Regions from separate parts of the Homo sapiens genome. Here region 2 is linked to region 1. The links are chromatin loops, found by intact Hi-C in ENCODE. Cell type or tissue: OCI-LY7. All regions are shown on one strand. Each heading gives the region's core, and the rest is flanking DNA. Links, peaks and the distances in the headings are about the cores only.

Region 1 (10,296 bases), core at 2,398-7,397:
CTATGTTTTCATGTCTATTGATCCTTTCTTCTAGTGTCTACCCTGCTATTAGTGGATTTTTCATTTCATATATTTTATTTTTCCTCTTTATAAATTCCATTCAGGTTATTTTTTGTATCTTTCATTCCACTCTGCATCATGTTCATGTTTTCCTTTTCATCTTTGAGTGTATTTGTAATAGCCATTTTAAGATTTTTGCTTCTTTCCTGAACTGTTATTTCTGGGCCCTTTCCTATTGACTAATTTTTCTCCTGGTTATGGGTCACACTTTCCTGCTTCTTTGTATGTCCAGCAAAATTTTATTGGATGCTTGATATTTTGAATTTTGCACAGGTAAGTGTTGGATTGTTTTCTTTAGAGTGTTTTGCCTTTTCAGGAACTTTTGGATGGTTGATCAAGTAGCCTTTGTTCTAGAATTAATTTAGCCGTACTTCTAATGTGTGGTCATTCTAGGTTCCCTACTAAATGCCCCTTATAGTTGATAATGCCTCTACACTCTAGCTAGAGGGAATGTGAATTCTTTCTCATCATGAGCTCAAGGAAATGTTCATCCTACAGATCCCTACTATTCTTTCATGGTAAGTTATTCTTGCCTGGCCTCATGGGGTTTCATGTTGTATATATTCAGATTATTCAACCAAAGAATCAAGGAGGGGACTTCTATGCAAGTTATTGTTTTGTTTTTATTTGCATACCTCTGTTCCTTCCAGGACTCTGCCCTGCAAATTCTAGCTGCTTTTGCCTCCTTGAGCCATGGTCTCTGGCTCAACTCAGTGGGATCATTAGACTCATGTCTTACAGCCTGGTGACACTTCCATGCAATAAGCCGGAGTGGTCTGTTCAGTGACCACAGTACTGCAACACCTGCCAACCAGTGTCTGAAAATAGTGGCTCATGTATTTTGTCCAGTTTCTAGTTGCTTACAGTGGGAGGGTATCCTGGACTGTATTTCCCCTGCATGGTCAGCAGCGCACCTCCATTGAGTCTGCATGTGTTTAATCTGATGGCTCTGTTGGCTGGCGTCTGTTATAGGTTATAAGTATAGCTGCCTGTGCTTCCACCACGAGCACCTGGGGTGTCTTGTGGCATGATTGAGCTAGCTCTGAAGCTGACTCCCTCTTCTCACTCCCTGCCTTTTCTCCCTTACCTTTTGCAGAAAAGGTGTGAGCGGTACTGGGCCCAGGAGCAGGAGCCACTGCAGACTGGGCTTTTCTGCATCACTCTGGTGAGCTGTGGGAGTTTTCAAGGAAGATTCCCAGGGTGGAAAGGCTTTGGGTTGGGCCTAAAAGGTTGAATGATTTAACCCACAGTCCACTCATACTGCAGGAAACCCTCTGGTGTTAGCCTGCAAATAGTTAGAACTTACTATAGGGATAGCCTTTGCATTTTTATTTTGGCTACAATCAGTTAATCTCTGTCATGTAAATGTGCCTGGTTAGGTTGTTGAAATTCTTACTTCTCTTACCATTTCAAAAGAGCTTGGGGAACTCTCTCAAGTCATACATACAGTTAGTACTTAATAAATGCAATAAAAGTTTCATTTTAGAACAAAAGACATCTCTTTTCATTGCAAAAGGGCTTGTGTTTTTATAATAGTTCCTCTTTTGCTCCTGTGTCAAATGTTTCCTTAATGAAAGCTTTGGGGAAAGTTTGGGCTATATGAATTTTTAAAATGTTTTCTGTATTTGATTTTTTAATCAGGAATGCTTTGCTTTCTATAAATGTCTTCTGGTACCTATGATCTTTGTTCTCCTCCCTCTTCTTACTTGCCCCACCCCCCTTACTCAGATAAAGGAGAAGTGGCTGAATGAGGACATCATGCTCAGGACCCTCAAGGTCACATTCCAGAAGGTACTGTGACAGGGGAGGAGGAGGTAAAGGGGCTCCTGAAAGGGGAGAGGTTTCCTCTCCTGTAAAAATGGGCATCATACTAGTACCCACTTCCTCAGTTATTGTCTGGTAGACATAAATGGAAGATGCCTAGAAGTGGGCCTGGTGTATAGTAGATGGCCAATTAATGCTTTTTTCTTTTTTTTCCTAAGTCTTTTGCTCATCTTTTTCTGTGTTTCAGGAGTCCCGTTCTGTGTACCAGCTACAGTATATGTCCTGGCCAGACCGTGGGGTCCCCAGCAGTCCTGACCACATGCTCGCCATGGTGGAGGAAGCCCGTCGCCTCCAGGGATCTGGCCCTGAACCCCTCTGTGTCCACTGCAGGTTTTGGAAATGGGCTTCAGGAGGGTCTGGTGAGGCAGAGGGGACAGAGCATGGAGGGGAGTACAGGGCATGGGGCTAGTCTTGTAGTCTGAGTGCCTATTTTGAGAACCCTTGCTCACCCTCCATGGACTGTAATTGTGAGCACTTGTTCAGCACAGACTCAGCTGGGGAATAAGCACACAGCTCTTGCTCAACAAAATGTAAGTGATTAAAAAGGTTTTCCTTGTTCAGATATAATCTGAAGATTCTGGGAATCAAGAGGCTCTGCAGGGGATCCATCAGGACCCTCACCCCCATCCCCAAATGCCCCATCTAAAAGGGGTTGTGGTCAGGACCTGACCAGGCACACTCTGATTCTCTTGTCAGTGCGGGTTGTGGGCGAACAGGCGTCCTGTGCACCGTGGATTATGTGAGGCAGCTGCTCCTGACCCAGGTACGATACAGGCATCCTGTGTGTGCAGTGTGCTGCCCATGACCACGTGTCCTGCTCAAGTGCCTTGTCTGTCTGCCCCAGATGATCCCACCTGACTTCAGTCTCTTTGATGTGGTCCTTAAGATGAGGAAGCAGCGGCCTGCGGCCGTGCAGACAGAGGTGAACCCTGGGTCTCCTAATCTTCAGGGACAGTGGCCCACTGCTGTCATTTGCCCCTGCCTTCCCTTCTTGATGGTCCCTCACCCCAACAGGAGCAGTACAGGTTCCTGTACCACACGGTGGCTCAGATGTTCTGCTCCACACTCCAGAATGCCAGCCCCCACTACCAGAACATCAAAGAGGTACAGAGGCTCCTTTCCCACTCTCCTGTCCACCATCAGCACCCTCAGAGACCAGGACCCCGAGCAGGGTCCAGCCCCCGGGACTACTGGGAGCAGGCACTGACTATGACATCCACCTGTGCCCTCCTCCAGGCATCCTTATCAGGCTCTCCCATCTTAAGCTTTCTCCCAGAGCCCCTTGAGAGGCCTGGCCAGCTTCCTCCCTCAGGAGCCTCCCCTCCTGTTTTTCTTCAGAATTGTGCCCCACTCTACGACGATGCCCTCTTCCTCCGGACTCCCCAGGCACTTCTCGCCATACCCCGCCCACCAGGAGGGGTCCTCAGGTACCCGGCTCCATCCCCGGATTCTTCCCTGCCCAATTTCTCAGGCTAACCCCTTCTTCATCCTTGGAACACCAGTCCGTTCCTTGTTCACTTCGCCAAGTGTTCGCTGGCCCTTTCTTCGAATTGAGCTCTGGGAACCCACCCCAAGATGATTCAATTATCCCAAGATGATTCATTTACCCCTTGCCTCTGCCTCTAAGGCTTGCCCTGCCTTCTGAGTTAGGCCTTTCCTGGATCCTCTAATCAAACCTTAATTCAGGTGGCTCACCCCTGTAATCCCAGCACTTCGGGAGGCCAAGGAGGGCGGATCACTTGAGCCCAGCTGGAGACCAGCCTGGTTAACATGGTGAAACCCTGTCTCTACTAAAAATACAAAAATTAGCCAGGCGTGCTGGTGAGAGCCTGTAATCCCAGCTACTCCGGAGGCTGAGGCAGGAGAGTCGCTTGAGCCCGGGAGGTGGAGGTTGCAGTAAGCCGAGATCGCACCACGGCAGTCCAGCCTGGGCGACAGAGCGAGATCCTGTCTCAAAAAAACAACAAAAAAAATTCAGCAAATAATTCTAGACGCCGCCTTCTTGTCAGGCCGCACGTTGGGTGCTGCGGACATGGGATTGAGCCGCCTTCGCAGCGGAGACTTAAGGCCCTTGTCCTTGCGGCCATCCCTTCCTGTCTTCTATGCCACTTCCGCATTCTTTTGTTCAGTAGACGTTGACACAGAAATGACCACCCCTCAAACCAACACTCTGCCCCAAATTACCCTCCAGGCTGACCCCGTTCCTCCTTCATCCCCCTAACTTGCAGGGCGCTAGGGACACAGAAGCGAGGCCTCCAACCCAAGGAGCCCTCCCTCCCATCTAGCGCACCGCCTCGGCGGGAAGGAAGCCCGTGGTTTGCGCGCTGAGCAGCCTCCCCACTCCCGCCCTGCCCAGCGCCGCCGTTTCACTTCCTCCCGGCCCTCCCTGCCTGCAGGAGCATCTCTGTGCCCGGGTCCCCGGGCCACGCCATGGCTGACACCTACGCGGTGGTGCAGAAGCGCGGGGCTCCAGCGGGCGCCGGGAGTGGGACGCAGACGGGGACGGGGACGGGGACGGGGGCGCGCAGCGCGGAGGAGGCGCCGCTCTACAGCAAGGTGACGCCGCGCGCCCAGCGACCCGGGGCGCACGCGGAGGACGCGAGGGGGACGCTGCCTGGCCGCGGTGAGTCGAGGCTTGCTCCTTCTCAGGGCATCATCCTGCTGTGATCCGCAGGGCGGAACCATCCTGCAGTGGTCCGTCAGGCCCTGGCGGCCGCGGGGACCCCAGCCGCTAGCCTGGCCACGCCCCGACGCTGATGTCCAGGCGTCCCTGGCCACGCCCCGGAAGCGCCCCCTGGCGGTCGCAGTCGCGGTCCAGGGGCAGGGTTCCTGGCAATACTTGTCTTGGCCGCGCCCAAAGGCTGGAGGCCACGTCCGGGGTGTGTGCCTTCTCCCGCCCGGCGCCCTCGGCTCTCCCCTTCGGGCCTCCGGGGAAGCGTCCCCGCTAGGGGTGGGGTCTTGGGACTCCCTGGGGCTTCCGGAGCTGACCCGTGGGGGGTCTGCTGCCCTCAGTTCCTGCTGACCAAAGTCCTGCCGGATCTGGCGCCTACGAGGACGTGGCGGGTGGAGCTCAGACCGGTGGGCTAGGTAAGTCAGGTAGAGCCTGGGTTGCTGGGACTTTGCTGCTTTGAGTGAACCCAGGAGTCTGGGGTTGATGGGGCATGGAGCTTAGTCCTGTGGATGTGGCTGCAGTGAACCAGGAGGACCTGGAGGCGGGGGGATGGCCTTCTTCATGTCTGCCAGCTTCCACACACCTCAGCTTCTCCATGAGACCCACGGCACCCTTCTTCTCCCAGGTTTCAACCTGCGCATTGGGAGGCCGAAGGGTCCCCGGGACCCGCCTGCTGAGTGGACCCGGGTGTAAGTCTAACGCCAGTTCCTGCCTGTTGCCTCTTGTGAGCTCGGACTGCTGATGCCCCGGTGCTGCTGAGCGCCGTGCGCAGAATGGAAACAGTGGGCCTGGATCAAAGTTAAAGTTTCTCAGGGTGGGAAATGTGGGGGCTTTGCCCCAATGACTGTAGCATTCAAGGCTTGAGGCTGGAGGAGGTAGCTAGGGTATAGTGGCTGGTGAGGCTGCACAGAGCAGATTCAAGAAAGAAGATCAGGAAGGGGCATGACCCCTGAGTTATGAAGGGGAGAAGGGACAGATGAGCTTCCGGAGACTGCTCTCCTCACCACACAGCACTAGTCCATCCTCAGCACCTGAGCCTCCCTCACTTGGACACTCAGGGGACCACACAGAGAAGTGGATGGACACTTCGCCATCCAGGCAGAACTAAGCCAGGCATAACCACAGCCAAGCAGATTAACCCCAGGCAGACCGATAAAAAGACCTCCAGATAGGCAGACAGACAGATGGACCACCAACCTGGACAGACAGCCAAAGCTTCAGAGATACAGTCCACAGGTGGACAAAGGGATCCCCAGCCAGAGAGAGAGAGACCAGCCAACAGCTTGATAGACCAGTGCAGCCAGAGAGACCACCAAACAGAGCCCCCAAAAGACAGACATCTCTGCTAGCTGGACAGCCAGGTGGACCCCCTAAGTTAGATTACTAGACAGATATAAACAGATCCCCTGCTGAACAGATACACAGAGTTCTCAGACCCCACCCCCACCCTCAGGTGGGCTGGCTGGCTGACAGACCTTCTGGCCAGACAGACTCCTAACCAACCAGATGGACTGCCAGACAGGCAGACATCAGCCACATGGAATCCTGACATCCCAGCCAGCCGGCCAGACTCTCATCTTGATGTCTTGATGGATGGACCCCAGCTAGTCAGACATGATCCTCCAGATTGACAGACAAGTCCCCCAAATGAGTACACATCTCCAGCTATTCAGACAGATGGACCCCCAGCAAATCAGGACCTATCTAGGCAGACCCCAGCCAGACCCCCGCCAGACAGACTCCCAACCAGACTGACCCCTTACTATTCACACAGCCTGCCGAGTAGCTGGGACTACAGGTCTAATTTTTTTTTTTTTTAAGAAATGAGTTTTTGCCATGTTGCCCAGACTGGTCTTGAACTCCCAACCTCAAGCAATCCTCCTGCCTCAGCCTCCCAAAGTGCTGAGATTACAGGTGTGAGCCACCAGGCTCAGCCCCCTAAGATTTGAAACACTTTAAATGGCCCATGGTAGGGTTCCTGCTAGGATAAAACATTAAGCGGCTGTTAAAAGAAATAAAAGGAGGACACGTCTCTGTGCACTGGTGTGGACAAATCTCCAAGTCACTGCAAAATGGAAAAAGTATAAGATGCTCTTTCCCTGAACCTCAAGGGTCCCGCCCCTCTCACTTTCAGGTCTCTGGACCTCTGACTGACACTGTGCCTGCCCAGGTCCCTGTATGCACTGCCACAGTGCCCTGGGCCCCATGTCCACCCCTGTCCTGCCCTTCTCTGGGATAGGGCTGGCCTTCCTCTGCCTCTGCCTGGCTGCATCCATGGTCGATCTCAAGTGCCTTGGCATGAACTCCACTCTCCTGCAGCCTTCAATCAAGGAATGATGGGGATGTGTACATACCCCACCCCACCCCTTGGCAGGGTGATGCTGAGGTGTGGATTTTTAACAGTTCCCAGACTTTCCCAGGAGGCTTGGGTTTGGGTGCCCACAGTGGGAGCTGGTGTGATATCATACCTTCGCCGGCCGCCTTTCCTTCCTGTTCTCTGTGCCCCTACTCCCACTCTAGAGCTGCCCCGTTTCTCTGTTTTCGTGAAAGAGCTGACCCTGTGCTGCCTCCCACTCTCCCAATGCCCCTGCCACTCCTGTGAGCCTGCTGCTGGTGAGGTCGGTGCTGACCTCTGTGTTGCTGGATAATGAGTCATCTATCTCTGGAGGAGAAGAAAGGCAGGTCCTCCACAGCCCTGATAAAATCTCCAAGTCTCCCAGTTTCGGGTCCCTCTCCTGGGATGCAGACCCACTGCCTGCCCAGCTGGTACGATCCACATGCCCTCTTCTTGGGAATAGGGGCATGGGAAAGTGACTAAAGATACTGTTCTGGCTGCTGTGTTCACTGTGAGTAATAAACTGTCCATTTCTCCGATTCAGAGGTCTGTTTTTCCTTTTTTTCTTCCCCAAAGATGGAGTCTTGCTCTGTCGCCCAGGCTGGAGTACAATGTCGCAATCTTGGCTCACTACAACCTCTGTCTCCGCCTCCCAGGTTCAAGCAATTCTTCTGCCTCAGCCTCTCAAGTAGCTGGGATTAAACGCGTGTACCACTATGCCCAGCTAATATTTGTATTTTTAGTAGAGATGGGGTTTCACCACGTTGGCAAGGCTGGTCTCGAACTCCTGACCTCGTGATCTACCTGCCCCTGCCTCACGAAGTGCTGGGATTACTGGCGTGAGTCACTGCTCCCGGCCTTGGTCTGGTGTTTTATACACATGTGCATGTGATGTGGAGCTGTGCAGGCCACCTTGTCAGCATGCGAGGAGGGTCCAGTCTCTGCGCCTTCTTGGTTTCTGACTTCACACCCAGTAGCCTCACTCCTGGCCCAGCATGGCAAGCACAGTTTCCACTCAGGCATTTGCCCTGGTTATTCTCTCTGCCTTGGATACTTTTCTCCTAGATTCTGCCTCTAATATATTTGAACATTTACCTCTTAATATTGTTTCCTGTCTCTCCTGATCAGAATGTAAGCTGCGTGAGGGCAGGAGTTTTTGTTTGGTTTACAGCTACTGTCCCAGCTCCGAGAACAGTGCTGACACTTAGGAAGTGTGCAGGCTGATTTATCTCACACCATTTACTCCGGGTTTCCTCACTTCTAGTAAAGTATGACACCTTGTCTCAAATATTCTTTTCCTCTTTCCAGACCCATGTCTTTGCTCATGTAGATCACTACTTCAGGCTGACATAAAAACCGTTCTCTTGTTAAGAAAGCTCAGCAATGGGAGAGGCAATCCTCCACCCGTCTCTTGCTCTCCTACAGGTCTTTCCTGGAGGTAGTGGGTTGAATGGTGGCCCCCAAAAAGATAGGTCCAAGTCCTAACTTCTAGAACCTGTGAATGCGACCTTATTTGGAAAAAGGGTCTTTGCAAATGTAATTAAAACACCTGGAGATGAAATCATCCTGTATTTAGGATGGGCCCTAAACCCAATGATGTCTTTATAAGAGAAAAGAGAGAGAGACGCAGAGACAAAGAGAAGAAGGTCATTGAGATGGAGGCAGAGATGGGGATGAAGTGTCTGCAAACCAAGGAATGCCAAAGATTGCCAGCAAACCACCAGGGGCCAGGAGAGAGGCCTGGCCGATTCTCCCTCACAGACAGTAGAGGGAACCACCCTGCTGACCCGTCAGTTTCAGGCTTTGGGACCTCAGAACTGTAAGAGAATAAACATGTTTTGAGCCACACGGTTTATAGTCATTTGTTATGGCAGCCACAGGAAACTCACACACTGGGTATCCAGGAATGCAAGGCCTGGCCGCTCCTGAACTGGGCATCTCAGAGCTGTGTTTGCAATAGGACACTGCAGCAGGTGATGTTTCCTTCTGGATATGCCCTGAGCTCAGGGCTCCTCTTCTGCAGTGCAGCCCACTGGGTGCACAGCATCTGTCTGGGCTCTCACAAACCCCCATGGGATGTGGGGGTCAATGGGACCGTTGCAGGCACCATACTCGTGTTGCTTTGTTTCTGACCCAGTAGGAACAGTGAAGGCTCAGCTGTCAGTTTCCAAGTAGGATCGGATCTGATGATGCCTCCTTTTCACAGGAGTTAGTTACTTCTCCTTTTCTGCTTTCAACATCCCCTGCCTTGACTTCTCTCCTTTGTATGGCATTTGTTTGTCTTAGACCGTGACGTCCTGAGAGAAAACTAGGCCCCATTTGTGGTTAGGTTGGTTTCCAATCTCAGGGGCAGAGAGCTGCTTTACATAATTGATGAAAACTTTGTTTCTGTTTCCTAACTCTCGATTCAGTGCTTTTTTCACATACTCCCAAGCTTACATGTCCTTGCTACCTTCAGAAACAAAACATGGTATTAAAAGTTGCTGCTGGATATTGGGCAGCTGATATCTGACCTCATGAAGCAGAAGGGGAGGGTGAGGAATTGCCACTTGCAATAGGGATCCCCTGAGCTTCCCTGATACTAACATGGTGGGGGGGGGGGCTTGATAAAAAACAAAGGGCAGGCTCAAGAGCTCAGGGCTGCTGCTGAGAGTCTAATGGCTTCTCAGCCCCTGGTAACCTTACCCTCCAGGCCCTACTCCCACCTCCTCTCCTGCCTCCCACCCGGTCAGTGCTCCACCAAACTTCACTGCCTTACTGGAGTGCTCCTCCCTACCCTCTCCTTCGGCCCAGTCTCCTTCATCCCGGGAGACCCAGCTCACATCTCACCTGCCCTGGGGATGTGGGGCCTTCTCCCTCTCCAGAATTTCTCTTCCCTCACACTGCTCCTCAGAGCACTTGGTGTCCACTTCATCACACCCCTGCCCTGGGCCGGCAGGATCCGGGGGCTACAGGCAGGTTCTATGGGTCAGGGATGGGTCTTGCTCCTCTTTGCCACCTAGGTGTTTGGAGCTTCCCCTGCACAGAGCAGTGCTCCGCAAATGCTTGTGGATTTCAGCTCAGTCAGTGTAATTGCTCAGTTGTGTACCAGAGAAATGGTCTTGTTGGAAAGAGCCTGCAGAATGCCAACTGCAGCCTCAGCGAAGGTGATAGAAAATATCACTAAGCAACGATGGCTTATCACTCTTTGTTCAATTATAGCTAAGTTCAGCCCAAACATAAGGTCAATATCTGAATAAACTATGCAGTAAGTGGGAATTGTTTCATTTATTTTATGGCATAGTTATTTTAGAATATACAAAATGGTCGAGGAGACATGAATCCTTAAGAGTGTATGAAAAAGACAAGTGTTTATAAAGCCATACCAGCATCCAATCAATGTCAGAAGCTTTAAGAGCTGAGAAAT
Region 2 (10,296 bases), core at 2,001-7,000, 55 kb after region 1:
ATTGCATTTGACATCATCCACAAACAATTAGAAAATATATTTTTACAAAACACATTTAAATTAGTAAAAAAACAAACAAACAAAAAGCATCAATTACCTAGGCCCTAGGTATAAATCTGATAAAAGATGCTTAAGACCTGTATGCAGGAGATCAAAAACTCTTCTTAAGGGACACTAAAGGAGACAATTCCATGGAGAGATAGCCCATGTTCACCCACTCAGCTGTCTATCACTCCTTGTAATATCACCTGAGACTATATATGCTCAACCTCCTGTTAACATGGCTACTGCTCCCAGTAGGCAGCATTTTTATCCCTCCTAAGAGTCCCAGATAGGAAACACCAATGAGTTTAATTTGAATGCGACATCAAATTAATAGTAATAGCTTCCAGAAATGCTGTTAGAAGGGAATCTAGAACAGAGCCTTGGCACAGGGATAACCAATGTCTTATCAGCCCACAGTGTTTGCTATAGGTGTGAGAGAGGTAGAGGAAACAGGCATGCCAGGCATTTTTCATTCCTGGAAAGCATTTTCCAATTCAAAGTCACAATATATAAATCAGCCACAGTGTCTAGCTGCCCTGCAATAGAACTTTCAGTGCGGTACCATGGCTTATCATTGGAATATGAAGAGCTAGTGGTACCTATGTAACAGGGATAGAAGGGGTGCGTTAGTTAGTAGGTACTAAGTAATCCTACAGAATAGCAAAACTCCCTACTTTTATCTTCTACCATCATTAGATGTTTAAGTTGTACTCAAATTGATTTCCATGGTTTTTGTACATTGACCAGATTAAATCCCTTACATTCAGACAAATTAATCATTTGTATAGTACAGGGTTTCTCAAAGAGCATTTCCCCAAGCATCAAGAATCATTTAGATGCTTATTAAAAATATAGTTTCCTCAGCATCACCCAAGACCTTGGTCCCAGGGTCCAAGGAATCTGCGTGTTGTTTTTATTTTCCCATAGTGATTCCTATTCACTTTTACAAATCACTAGTAGAGTAGTTAACACACACCCAAGAGAAACAAGTTGCATAAATTAGTGATCAGTATTACACACTCAATAAGGAAGGAATAACATCACCCGACTTTTCTAAATCTCATTGGTCATTGATCACATTGCATTCTCAGTGACATATCAAGAAGGGAAGGGGTGTGTATAGGACCCACTGCCCCAGCAGGGAGGAGTATTTCAGTATTTTATCACTGAGATTTTTTATAACTATCAACTTTTGCTTTATTTCATCATTGTTTTTTAAAATCTCCATAGCCAATGGACCCCCTACTGCTTACAATCACGTATGTGTTCCCAATGACTGCTTTCCTTGGTAACCACAGTACATTCTAGTTAACTACCACACATTTACAATTTCTCATTATTTTGCCTCTTTGCTTACTTTTTGTCTTTCTCCCCATGTAGGCTCTAAGCTCCATGACACACTGTCTATTTTTTCTCTGTGTCAGACACTAGTAATTATGCAGTTACATGGCTAAAGTACTTACACATTTTGCTCCGGTTGCAGGGATTGAGGTTACCAGACGTACAGTGGTAGACTAACATTGACTTAGGTCTGGAAAATGAAATAAAAATTAAATAAATACAACAGAATGGGAAACTAATGAAGGAAAAATAAGGGAAAATAATATTTAGACAGAGTGGCTTCAATAATTCATCTGATTAACGCAACCTATGCAAGAAGGCTTCCATATTTTTTTCTTTCTTTGGGTTAATAAGCAAAATGGAAGAAGACTAGCAAAAGGGTATGTGTGGGGGGGATGACTGTGTGTGTGAAAGAGATGTTAAATAGGAGTGACATATTATGAAGCACATATGTGTGAGTTCACATAAGAAAAGTTTAATTCTGTTTACCACTTACTAACACAGCCAAGTGTATGAACAACCTGTTTTTTTTTCCTTTGTACCAGGAAACTTCCCCACACATAGTGATTGAACACTTTTGGCATTAATCAGAGTTCAATTAAAAAAATACTCTGTCATTTCATCCACTTCTATCTCCTTTGCCCTAAAAAAGAAAGCTGAATGTTAAACTACTGAATAGAAAGAAAAGCCTTTTGGTTATCAAGAATTGTATGGTTAAGTGATTTAAATGTTTTATTACTTTGTGAGTAGCCAAATACTAAACTGTATTTTGAAAACAACTGAATGTATATATGATGGCATATTAGGAACTCTATAAAACACTGAAACAAACACCCTCTCACATTTGGGGTCTTGTACAATGAAATGCCTATATTTGGAAAATGTGCCTAATACATTACCCCTCCCTCTCATGACATCTTTGAAAGCCCACTTGAGCATCCACACCTGTGAACTGCAGCACACCATCCTACAGCTAGTGGGAGACTGACGGCTGTATCACCTGGAATTGGAATTAAGTCTCCCACAGCCATTGGAGTAGCTTTTATGGACAGAAGAAACCCTTTCCCAGCCTGCACAGAAAAAGAACATAAAATGTGAAACCAGGTCTTAAGTAACAGCTGGGGCTGAAGTATGTACCATCAAACTGATTATACTAGTGCAATAAGTGAAAACAGCTAACATCGATCCACTGCTTACCAGGTTCCCACACTAAGTCTGACTTCGTCAGCCTATCCTAGCTTCCCAGCCAAGCGCATCTTCAGCATTTTCTTGAACTACTCGTGTTCCTCACGTTCCTTTAGGGAATAAAATTCCTCATATTTGTGAGAGATTAATAAACTTAATTACCAAACACCAAGAATAAACCTTCACATTTTAAAAATTAACTCATAAGACACGTTAAGAATTAAGATTACATAAATTTCCCATTAATGTTTGTTTTCCATTTCCTTAATGATTTTGTTTTCTGCTAGGGTTTACTAACCTACAAGCAATAGTAGGCAGTAAAAGTTTAAGAAAGTTTTATTTGAAAAAAAATTAATTGGTGAAATTCCACAACTAATGACAAAAACTTTTTTGGCTTAGAAAAATGGCCTTATTATTTACTTTTTCTTCAGAATCTCATTTCACCTCACAGATCACTGATGTTATATAGATACAAGAGTTTGGAATTATTTATGTTAATAATTTGTTGAGTTTATGAAATTCATTCTTTCTGCTTTGCATGTTTCCCACTTTAATTTGAAATGATTAGCACTTTCTTATGTTACTCAGTTCTCTTTTCTTATAACTAGCTCCCCTTCTTTTGGACATAAGAAACCAATTTAGAACATTTTTTAAAATGTGAATAAATATGCAGCTTTGCATATAATGAAAACCGCTTTGGGATCACGTTAAAATAATGATGTTCTAAGTCATCAAACGTTCACCCCAACTGAACTTTTTTAGGAGAAAGAGTTGAAGGCAGGTGGGAAGCAGAAAGAAAGGGGCTGCTAGAAAAATCCGGAATTCGAAGGAAGGTCTTTGTCACTACCATAATTCATTGTCTCATATTTCTATTTGAATTCATGTTGAACCCAGCTCTGGGAGGAATAGAGACAGAGTCTGAAGGGCAGTCTGAATCCCTAATAAGATTTAAACTCATTTAGATCACTGATTTCCCATTCATTGTACAAAAGAGTAAAGTGGGGTTTAGGCCCTGAATGCCTCAGTGTGAGCTGTGAACCCCACAGCTCTGCCGGATCAATGTGGACTTCAGGGAGATGCGCACTGAGGGCTGCTCACCTAGAGGAGCCACGTTTCTCCTTGTAAGACATTATTGAAAAGGCGTTGCCGGCACATGTCGACCTATGTAACAAACCTGCACGTTGTGCACATGTACCCTAGAACTTAAAATAGAATAATAAAAAAGAAAAGGCCTTGCCTATATTCACTGATGTTTGTATTTGAAAAATTTGCCCCAATATTGGTAGTTCTTTCTTGTATTCATTAAGAATTATTGATGTATACCTGCTTTCCATACACACACATAAACTCTTCTATGTGTTTTATAATAACGAATTTAATAATCTTTGAAGATATTTTTACTGCATCCTCAATTCACTGCACTAATTCATGCAATTATAAACTGCAGGAAGGAGGAAATACCCCCATCTTGCGATAAATAAAGCAAAATCCTTGGCAGAACCATGCCCGCCTGTCCGCGCCCCGACCAGCCCTCCCGGGCAGCCACTCACCGGTGTCCGTCTTCCCAGCTCCCCGCCATGTCGCCAAGTGAATCCATCCTGCCGTCCGTCTCCACTTTCACCAGCCCGTACCGCAAGCGCCGCCTGCAGGAGCGCTGACCCTGCGCCGAGCCCGAGGCCAGGGGAACCCACAACTACCTCAACAGCGTGTGGGACTCCATTCGGTCCACAGGGCTGGATGGCCTGGGGCCGAGGCCACCCCGAAGCCCCCGGCGACCCCACCGTCTGCGTCCTATTACCCGAACACTGCACGCCGCTGCCCTAGGGCGCCCTGGAGCTGGACCCGCTGCCAGAAGGCCCGCGCTGCTCAGCTGGTTTTTGTTGTTTTTGTTGTTGTTGTTGTTGTTGTTGTTGTTGTTGTTGTTGTTTTGAGATGGAGTCTCCTTGTGTCGTCCAGGCTAGAGTGCATTGGCGCGATCTCGGCTCACTGCAAGCTCCATCTCCTGGGTTCACGCCATTCTCCTGCCTCAGCCTCCGGAGTAGCTGGGACTACAGGCGCCCGCCACCGCACCCGGCTAATTGGTTTTTGTACTTTTAGTAGAGACGGGGTTTCACCTGTTAGCCAGGATGTTCTCCATCTCCTGACCTCGTGATCCGCCCGCCTCAGCCTTCCAAAGTGCTGAGACTACAGGCGCCCGCCACCACGCCCGGCTACTTTTTTTTTTTTGTATGTTTAGTAGAGATGGGGTTTCACCGTGTTAGCCAGGATGGTCTCGATCTCCTGACCCCGTGATCGGCCCGCCTTGGTCTCCCAAAGTGCTGGGATTACAGGCGTGAGCCACTGCGCCCGGCCTGCTCAACCGCTTTCAACTGGCGCTGCCCAGCCGCCTGGTCAAAGCCCAACCCCCTGAGGCAGATGGCGGCAGCTGCGGCTGCGCACCCAGGTTCAGGCATGGACCGCGCGTCCTCAAACACTAGGGCGCCCCGGGCCTGCGGCTTCATGCATGCGAGGTCCCGGGTCCCTCCCATTCCGCCCCCAACACCCGCCCCTCAGCCCCTACGGCCCGCACGCCTCCTTCCCGCTGCCTTTCCGTGGCCCTGGTTTGGGACACCCAGCCCGGCCTTCATGAGGCGCCCCCCACCCAGCTCCGCCCCTCCACGCCCCTGTCTTTAGTCTCTTAGGCGTTGGCCGCCACCGCCACAGCCCTGGGCCTGGCACCCCCAGTCGCCCGCAGTCTCCTTGTGGTGGCACCGGCGTCCCCGCTGGAGCGGCTGGAGGCCAAGCCCAAGCATGACAGCTGCTCCTGGCCTGGGAACCGCAACACCGGGCATACCTATGCGGCTACGGCCAGACCTACAGCAAGAATTCTCCCTTGCAGGCACATCTGCGCAGCACACAAGTGACAAGCCCGACCACTGCCACTGGGATGGAAGCAGCTGGAAGCGTGCTCACTCAGACAAGCTAACGCTCCACCACCACAAGCACAGGGGCCACTGGCCATTTCAGGGCCATTGGTGCCACCACGCCTTCTTGCGCTCTGCCCACCTTGCCCTGCACAGGAAGCGGCACATGCAGCCCAGAGGCCTCCCCACCTGCACACGGCCCCCTCCCAAACTGTGACTGGTATTTATTGCACCCAGAGAACTCGGCAGGGCGGTGTGGCTCCATAGGGTCTACCTCGACGACGAAGACGGCGCCACTGCCCCAGCCCCCATCTGTGACTGAAGACCAGGTGGGAAAAGACCACTATCCGCCTTGACGAGTTCTGTTTTTCAAAATGGTGCAATAATTAAGTGGCATCTTCCCTCCCACGGGGCATAAGACTTGATGTCCTTTGAGAAATAAGTGCCTTAATTTGTACTGTCTGCGACATTTTTTATAATATTGTACATAATAACTGGGACAGATATTGTTATTACTGTACATAGAGTGGCAGGGCTACTTGCCTCCTTTTCCTAAGACTTTTGCTTCTTTTATTTTTAATTTTTAAAAAAGTCTTTTTTAAAAAGAAAAGAAAAATCCTTATTAAAGACTTTTCAAAATAGAACTCTTAAATAGTAATTGATAGCACTTTACCTCTGTTTTCCTGATAAAAAAAATTCTAAAAGAATAAAAACAATTTCATCCTGCCTCCATATTATAACCAGAATAATTGAAATAATATGCTTCAATTGATAGTAAAGTAGCATTTATGTTTTTGGATCAATGAAGCTAAGCCAGCACTAAGAATTTTCTTACTATTCCTCCACTACATTACAGTTACTTCTTCATCCCTATACATACCGCAATAATGAGTCAGCTACATCCATTTAGATTATCAACCCAACCCTAAAAGAAAGAAAATTTCCATTGGTTACACATTTCAGAAAATTGTTGTATCTTTGGAGCATCTGCCGTCTAATCTTAATAAATTTCAAACAAGGGCACTGAGACTCCAGCCGATAGAACTATCTAATTCAGTATGATTAAGATCCCAAAGATCAATGGCAAAGCATTGGCTATTTTCTGCAGTTTGTGCAAGAATTAAAATTTGGCCAGGATTGTTGTTTGTAGCAGGAGTCATGAATGGTTTTGTGGCGTTTTATGACAACTTAAGGGCTACAATGGACCTTGTCCTTATATCATGATCTGCTAAGCAATTCACCAACCATACTTCACCTCATTCCTGATTTTAGCCTCCTTAGGAGAACATTGAAAACATGATTGGTAATAATGTGTATTGACTTGCTTAAAGATGTTACAGGAAAGATTATGCTTAAGAGTAGTTAGAGGGAAATGTATTTTTCAGTTTGTTTCCTAAGCCCTAAGCCGTCTCTTTACCTTACAGTATAAAAGTCGAAATGCGTATAATGGGAGACCAGATATACGGGAAGAGAAGATGAAGGGACTAATATTCGTTGAGCCTTTTAGTAGGGATCTACCTTTTACTAGAGATTGAGCACTCCTCATACATTGTCTCATTAAACCAACTCTCCAAAGTAGTATCTGTCCTGTTCTACCGAAAGAACAACTCAAAAATGTTGCATTGCCAGTAAGTGGTGGAGCTGGAATGTATCTGCCCTCAAAGCTTCACGGACTTGCTTTGAAGAAGATGGTATAATTCAAAGTACTTTCAAAAGGACATAGCAGTATACTGAGGTTAAAAAAAATTAGTATTCCCAAACTGATATCCTTCTGTGAGCTTTGTCACCCTGGCAGTTAGTTGCAATACTACCAATTTGGCCATCAAGAACATTCTGATATGTTTAAGCTACAGTGGGAAAGCCAAGATATGAAAACATCACCCATGGGAATTTTGAGACTAGAGTAGTTAGAAGCTAATTTAAGATCTCCATCCAACTCTAAGATAGGGTAACTGCCAGAAGAGCCGCATGATCCCAAAGTGGAATTTTGCCCTAGTATAATGGGTTAATATTTGATTGGCTGCACTTAACTATAAATCCTGAGGAGAAGAAGAAGAAGAAAGACATCAGAAAATAATTGGGCTAGAAGAACCTTAGTTTGAAAGCAAAACACAGAATCCAGGTAAGTGGGCTTACCAGGAAAAGCTGGTGCCACGTTGCTCTGCACAATGCAGGGCCTTAGGATGGCAATGGTTAGGTTCCTGCTCTCCTGCTGCACCACCATTTCTCCCAAGGCCTTGCTATAGGTCTAAGTATTGGGACAATCTCCAATCCGCTTGGGAGTGATCTCGTCAATAATGGCGTTGTCTATACATAAAAGGTAGTCAGAGTAAAAAGAATTCTAGCAACATGTGTTAGACAATAGACCAAAAGGAAAATGTGAGACACAGTCAAACAAAACTTCCACCTTTTAGCCTTGGTTCTGGAATTCAGAACAGTCACATGATACCAAGTTTGAGCGCGTACCTGTCCAAAGCATGCATGAGCTCTTTTGTCTTCACTGCTAAGCCCAATCTTACAGTCAAATCCTATGCCCTCCCATCCAGACAGGTAGGTAGGTAGACGGATAGAATCAATAGCGATGCCACTTTATTACTACTACTAGTATAGGGCTATTAGTACTACTTTAGCGCTACTATTACTTTGTCAGTACTGATTACTACTTTATCTGTAGTAGTATTAATTTGAGGTAATTACATACAACCTCTTTACTTCCTTTCCAACAAGCTCGTAAGTACATTCATTGCACATATTTTTGAGTCCCAATCATTCTCCCAGTAGTGTGCTGGAAGCTGTGTTCAGGGAGTTTGAGGCTCTCCTCCAAGGTGTTTCAGTGGCAGCCCTGTTCAGTGTTGTCCTATAGAAACCCAGTGCAGTGATCCTGAAGAGTTTAGCTTTACATTTTAAAATTTTCCTTCAATGCAAATCAAACCAAGGTGATTACTTTTGGCAGACTGACAATCTGTTTTACCAAATCTATGTAATGCATTTTGAAGGTCTGTTTAGAGTCTATGATAACAAATTGCTAATTATTTCCAGAGATTTTCAATGAATTCTGAAGTCTGTCAAGTGTGGTGATTATAGTACTCTGAAATTGCTTCAAAACCATGAATATTGAATACTCCTACTTACAAGATGACATGTATCATGAATAACTGAGTTACCATAGCATCAGCCTAGTCTTTCTTAAAAATATGTCAGAACCAGCCGGGCACAGTCACTCATGCCTGTAATCCCAGCATTTTGGGAGGCCATGGCGGGCAGATCACGAGGTCAGGAGATTGAGACCATCCTGGCCAACATGGTGAAACCCCGTCTCTACTAAAAATACAAAAATTAGCTGGGCATGGTGGCGTGCGCCTGTGATCCCAGCTATTCAGGAGGCTGAGGCAGGAGAATCACTTAAACCAGGGAGCAAAGGTTGCAGTAAGCTGAGATCTTGCCACTGCACTCCAGCCTGGTGACAGAGCAAGACTCCATCTCAAAAAAAAAAAAAAAAAAAAGTCAGAACCATTTGATAACCCCAAAATCTATCTACAACTCTCTGAGAGAGCAAAAAAAATTATTGTCAATTAAATATGCAACATGTATTCTAGCTGACAGATCTATGTGGTTAAATTGTTAATATAACATAGCTTTTTAAAAATTAAGCTGTCGGAATATGCTAGGGTGATTTTTCTGATCAATGTGGTCCATTTATTTCTATTTTATACAACAGAACATAACTATACTATTTTGATTGTAGAAAATCTTCACTGTTACCACCTTGCTGACATGACACATTTTTGAACAACTAAGATGTGCATGAGGTTAAGACTCATTCAGAATCACAACTCTCAATATTAATGCCTCATTTGATCCTGGGGTAGAACATGGGCATTGACCATTATGTTTCCATTTTTCTTCCTTTGCTTCTGAGTGCTGAGTGTCTTCTGGATACTAAATGTCTTTTCATTCAAGTTGAATAGAGAAAGATTGAGGGGTTCTAGAATTAAAAACTTAAACTACATAGAAATATCAAGGATATTTTAATTATATGGTCACCTGGGGGCTGGGAAAGAGCATAGGATGATTCATACATCTCTCAATCTTAACAATAATCCTACCGTTACCTCATTTCATTTCTGTGTCAACAGTGGATTGACTGACCTAAGACCATTTCCCCTCAACTGCAAAACTATACAGTTTATGAAAACCAGGTCTTGAGGGAATAGAGCTTAATTTCAATAAGTCTGTAAAGAAAAAATTCCTAGAAAACATCAGAGCCCAAAAATGTACTGGGATTGTATGTCAGATGGCTAGTACCAGTTGCTGTCATTAATGTTGGGGCAGCCGGAAAGGATAATACTTGGAGGGATGGGGGCCTTATAAAGCTTAGTGAGTTTCCTTGTATTAGAAAATGTTGGGTTTTGTTGTTGTTCTTGTTGTTTGTTGTTGTTGTTGTTGCTGTTTTGAAATGAAGTCTTACTCTTGTCGCCCAGGCTGGAGTGCAGTGGCACAATCTTGGCTCACTGTAATCTCCACTCCCCGGGTTCAAGCAATTCTCCTGCCTCAGCCTCCTGAGTAGCTGGGATTTCAGGTGCCCACCACACCTGGCTAATTTTTGTACTTTTAGTAGAGACGGGGTTTCACCATGTTGGCCAGGCTAGTCTCGAACCCCTCACCTCAGGTAATCTGCCCGCCTTGGCCTCCCAAAGTGCTGGGATTCCAGGCATGAAAAAATTTTGGTTTTATAGATTTCTAACAACACACATGGAAGAAATTTTAATATTCTATAGATGGCTTACCTCTGCTACTCTTAGCTGCACCTGTATTCCACTGT

What was found. A loop is a pair of places that touch in the nucleus more often than their neighbours do. Peaks named below come from ENCODE experiments on the same cell type or tissue, not always from the same donor. Only the 100,000 strongest peaks of a DNase experiment are listed, where the experiment ranks them.
Region 2: it touches region 1 in a loop (7-fold over the local background); 3 of 110 quality-filtered maps call a loop at or near these places.

Annotation. Positions count from the first base shown.
Region 1 is chr2:130,367,977-130,378,272 of GRCh38, forward strand. It overlaps PTPN18 (protein tyrosine phosphatase non-receptor type 18), which reads left to right. Exons shown (of 15, transcript NM_014369.4): 6 at 1,157-1,225; 7 at 1,789-1,851; 8 at 2,072-2,214; 9 at 2,581-2,647; 10 at 2,729-2,806; 11 at 2,899-2,988; 12 at 3,223-3,311; 13 at 4,281-4,507; 14 at 4,897-4,971; 15 at 5,181-7,429. The coding sequence ends at 5,248. Among named protein-coding and RNA genes, the nearest start is that of PTPN18, 17 kb to the left of the region's middle. RefSeq lists an enhancer at 3,854-4,481 and a silencer at 4,208-4,957. In OCI-LY7, for the core only: CTCF peaks have their summits at 4,677 (motif pointing left) and 4,883; DNase peaks (open chromatin) are centred at 2,745, 4,245, 4,685, 5,235 and 1 weaker place; H3K4me3 peaks cover 5,000 bases; H3K27ac peaks cover 5,000 bases.
Region 2 is chr2:130,423,583-130,433,878 of GRCh38, forward strand. It overlaps the pseudogene FAR2P2 and the pseudogene KLF2P2. Among named protein-coding and RNA genes, the nearest start is that of PTPN18, 73 kb to the left of the region's middle. In OCI-LY7, for the core only: a CTCF peak has its summit at 4,230; a DNase peak (open chromatin) is centred at 4,219; H3K4me3 peaks cover 658 bases.